Linked DNA regions of Mus musculus: region 2 is linked to region 1. The links are chromatin loops, found by intact Hi-C in ENCODE. Cell type or tissue: left cerebral cortex. All regions are shown on one strand.

Evidence for each region. Peaks named below come from ENCODE experiments on the same cell type or tissue, not always from the same donor. Only the 100,000 strongest peaks of a DNase experiment are listed, where the experiment ranks them.
Region 2: it touches region 1 in a loop (2.1-fold over the local background); 2 of 42 quality-filtered maps call a loop at or near these places.

Annotation. Positions count from the first base shown.
Region 1 is chr11:42,049,737-42,052,236 of GRCm38, reverse strand. No RefSeq gene overlaps it. Among named protein-coding and RNA genes, the nearest start is that of Gabrg2, 50 kb to the right of the region's middle. In left cerebral cortex, no CTCF peak of the experiment used is centred here; DNase peaks (open chromatin) are centred at 35, 476 and 1,104; H3K27ac peaks cover 609 bases.
Region 2 is chr11:41,648,119-41,650,618 of GRCm38, reverse strand. No RefSeq gene overlaps it. Among named protein-coding and RNA genes, the nearest start is that of A230004M16Rik, 61 kb to the left of the region's middle. In left cerebral cortex, no CTCF peak of the experiment used is centred here; a DNase peak (open chromatin) is centred at 1,341.

The sequences.
Region 1 (2,500 bases):
TGAACGTGTAATGAAAACGTGAGGAGTAAATCTTTGTAGCTGCTCGTCACCTTGTCCTCACTTTCTGCTGCTTTCAATGTCTGGTTGACAGGTCCTAGAGTCTCTAGCAAGTTCCTTCTTCAGACTTCTGTCTCTGGATTACACACTTCTACTGACAACCCTAGTTCAGGTCTTTTAGAGGTTTGCCATTTTAAACACTTCTTATGGCTCGTTTATTTTCTTTCAATTATATTATTACCTGTTATTTTGTGATAGACACACAAGTATTAAGTGTTAGAGTTTAAAAAACTAATTTTGTTACATTAAATTCCACTCTTAGTTTCTTACTTTTGAAAGTAGCTTTCTTTTTCCTCCCTCCCTCCCATCTCACTCAGCACAGCTCCCAGGGAATGCAGCATCTCATGACTGGATTGTCACTACCATGATAAATAAAGCAAACTTCTTATTTCAGTCTCTTCTTTTCATAGAACATTCCAAACTTCCAATTGAAATACCCAAAATAGATGTTCAAAAGTACACTGTGGAAAGTGCCTAAGATACTCTGCTTCCTGAATTAAACAATCCTACTTACTTGTAAGTCCTTTTAGGGCATCAGGAACCATTTTGTTGTTGTATCCAATGTCAAAACTAGTCTAGTATTCCAGTCTCCTTTCCTGAAACATTCGCAGAGACAGGTCAAACTTCACTATCTTTATTTTCTTTTTGAAATCCACTGAATGCCCCCAAATTAAACGCAACATCTTTAAAAATCTATATCTAGAATAGGAAGGATATGCAATACACAACAATGTTACTTACATATGTTTCTCTTAGGAAAATGAGATTGTACGGAGCACTTAACAACCTATTTTTGCCATTTACCTTTTAGTTGGCTTTACCTTATTGTTTTTAATAAGAATGTATTGCTTTTAAAATTCAGTGAAGAAAAATGACTATATTCTTAGTTGTCTGTCGAATTTTCTCTTCCATTTTGGTATCAGGACTTTTCAAAGTCTGAGCATGTTACTGACAGAATAAATGACTCTATCCCCATCTGCTTTGTACTTGGTGTGACCATATGATATGGTTATTGCCAATGCAGTGTAAGACGAAATAGTCCAGAAAGTCATCTCAATTTGAACTAAATTCAACTTTGAAAAGATTTCTTTTCCTTCTATCTTCTTCTTTCGTGGGATGAATTTCCTGGATAACTTGAGCCCTGGATGATTGGTTCATAGCTGTGAAACAATAAGCTTTAAAATTGCACAACTCAGATTGGAAGTAGATCCTTTACACACAGTTAAGTCTTGATGTGACTGCTGTTCTGCCTGACAAAGTCTCTGCAATATCACCAAAGACCTGGAGTCATAGACTGAACCCTCTCCACAACTGACATTTTGAGAAAATAAATCGTTTTTGATCTCCAGGTTCTGGGGATAATATCTAACAGTAATAAAGACTTTATTGTAATTTATAAAAGTAATACTATTCTTTCAGAGATGTTATATTTTAATCATCATAAAACAATGTGATTGAGTGTGCATGAATTTGTGCGTGTGTGTTTAAGTGGAGGTTTCTCTTCTTGAAAGACATCCACTTATCCTAATAGTTATCCACATAACCAGTTGTTGTTTTTAATAAAGAGGATGTTGGGTTTGGGGTGTTTTTTGTTTGTTTACTTTTTTGAACCACTGATAAGCAGGAATATCTTGTTTAGAACGCAGCTTAGATATCTCTCAACAGTTAGTAACTCCTTCCTAGTGGCCTAGATAATGTTCACTTTCCCTATTAGGGTGCACTGTGACAATCCTCATAGATGATATTCCCTGAAGTGTGATATGGGTGCACCAACTCCATTAGTTCCTTGACTTGATTTGCTATTGCTAATTAATTCAGAGTCTACATTTCTTTGCCCAAGGTCCCACCAAAATTCCTAACAGGGACTTTTCATTCCAATGTATTTATCGTCCATTTTGCCTCACAGATAGAGAAAAAATATGCTGTGTTTGTTTATTTTCTCCCAAATACTTTATAGTGTAAGCTTTTGTTTTCATGACTCATCTTACTGAATTCTAAATTAGCAAGGTAATACAAATTCAGAAACATTCTATTATCTTATGTTCCAAAATGCTTTAAGATATTTAAGGTCATATTTTTTGGTTTTAATCTTTGTTCTGTCCAAGTTATTTATCATTTTAGTTTACTTTAGTGTAAATAGTAAGTGCTACAAATAGAGATGTTGTTGATAGAGAATGATATCTCCAAATGTTTTTATACAAAAGTATTTCAACACGGTATATTGAAATAAAATATTTCTGTGTACTAGAAAAATATCACAATTAACGTTACGTGTCCATGAAATATAACCACAATTCTAAGAAGCTATGGGCTTTGTGTTTCAATCTCTGTTGCTCTTTGCAGCTTGCTATACAACTGAATAGTAATTAAAGTGGAATTCCTTTCCTTCTATCAATCCAGAGACCATTGCAGAAAGTACCTGGTGAAATTTCTAATGCATTGT
Region 2 (2,500 bases), 400 kb after region 1:
ATCCCAACATGTAGTTTAACAATGTGCATCCTTTGATATAGTCTTTTTAATGAATTCACTGCTATAATGTGGATCATCATTGCTGAAGGTCAGTAATAAATCAAGCTTCTGGGTTATACTCAGAAGAAAAGTATATTTAAATAACCAAATAATTACTTACTGAATCCATAATTAGATTTGCTCTTCTTGACAATATACATTTTTGTTTTTAAAGAAAACACTGCAACAATGTATTACCTATGAAGAGCACGTCCCATGATAAGAAGTTTGAGAAATTGCAATGTAGTCTTTTCCTCTTTTTAAAAAGAGTTGATTATAGGTTCTTTACCAAGTACTGAGGCTTTAGCTGTGGGTAGTTGACTAGGATTTTGGTACTAGGCATGTTTTCTCTCTTGATGAACATGTCTTACGCTCAATTGCAGAGTTGTTGGTTACTGCTAAGGTATGTCGTCATTGCTGAACCTGTAGGGTTATCATTCATGATGGCTGTGGTTGCAGGTCATAGTATCATAGCTGGCTTGTCCTTATACCCACAGATAAGTGTTTCTCTCACTCCTCATCAAGTACATTTCTCTTTAATTTAGACCATTATAGAAAACCATAACTGATTGCGTTGCATAGTTATGAAGCCCAATAACAATGCATATATCTATAATTCAATTCCTGAACCTATGGATCAGGAAGCATCACATGATGCCTGGCAGGAAGATAGTAGAGCCTGAGTATCGTGAAATTTGCTGTAAGATTATATCTTCTAGTAGTTTTAGGAACTCCACCCATAAAATCTTACCAATGTTGGGGAAACTGTAAGAGGCCTCAGTATTCCACAAAGATCTACAGGCAATGAAGAAGTGATGAGAGGAAGAGAAATAATCTTTCCTGGGTAAGAGCACATCATTTGGTACTCCAATACCAAATAATCATCCCTGAAACACACACACACAAACACACACATGTAATATACCAACTGAATATGTTATATTTAGAAGTATATACATATATACATATTCAGCAACAGCACTTAATTTTAAAAGGGGCTGTTCATTTGAAAGGAAGATGGGGATATTTGAAGGGAGGAAAAGGAAAGAAAAAATGATGGACCTATATTACAATCTGTTCTTTAGAAGGAAAAAGCAAGAAGTTAATCGAGAAGGTGGGCAACTTGTACAGCTAGGCAACAGGAAGAGATTTAGAGGAGAAATCCAAGCTCCAAAGAGAGAGCTCCACATATTTCCCAGCCTGCCTTAGATTACTTAGGAAAAACTGAAGATTGAAATAGTCTCTGATTTCTGGTGTGTACATTCCTCCCTCTGTATGTATTAAACACAGCTGTCAGCATTCCCTAGGAGACAACTTTGCCTTTAAATTTCTGTGTTTGCCAGAAGCCAGTGGGCATCCAGTCATTTTTGCCAAGACTTTGGTCAGCCATGAGTTTCAGGCATCATAGTTGCTGCTAACAGCCATTCTGAATGCACTCAGAATAGCTCTCATCTTTGCAGCTATTAGTTTAAGGCACACTAAACCCTTTGGCTGTTGAGGTAGAATAGAAGATTGATTTACAAGCTGTTATCAAAAGAATTTCTTTTTTAAGTTCTCAATTCTTGAGAGACACTTGCTTAAAAATGAAGGCAATCAACCTTCCCAAGAGACTCAGTGGGGAGGCAAAACTCTTACAGGGAAAAAAAAAAACACAGGCTATGGCTTCATAAACATTCAATGTTCAAAAAAAAATCAATACTGTTAAAGCATGACTTGATCTTAAAATAGTATTTATTGTTTTTTACCAAATAAAGTAACTTTTGAAAGGCAAGCATAGTCACAATTTCAAAGACTTCTTTCATAAAATTTTATATTGGATCACTGCCACATCCTTAGAAAATACTGAGTTAAAGAAATAAAAAAAGTTCTAAATATCATATGTATCCCTCATTGTGTTCCAAAGTCACCAAAATTCTAGCTCTACAAATATATTCCCAACACTATTCCCTGGATGTCTTGGTTCTTGTTGTGAGGTATACAAGTGTGATTTTTCTATCCCTCTGTGACAGGCATGAGTCACTAGAAAGAGTTGAATTATTTCAAGTCATTCGTACATGTGGATTATTACATTCCAAAGAATATCTTGTTACTTTTTGTGTAGGGGTAAAATTTATACAATTTGAAACTTCAATTCACACAAATGGAACATTGTTTTGTATTTCATTATGTTATGGCAATGTATTACCCCATTTTGTAAAGTAATACATTGTCACTGCTCTATAAATATTGAATTTATCTCACAGAATCTATGGGTTCAAATCCTACCTCACATATTCTATAGCAACATGTCTATAAATACACTTCTTCTTAACATTAAAAGGAAATAATGATAAAGCCTGGACTTGATAAGTGAATGTAGCTAGAAGCTTCCCATTCATCCACAAGGGTGGCAAGGATTCACCTAAGACAATCGTGAGAATTTCCTCAGGAGTCAACATCCTAACTGTCATAGCCTCAGCTA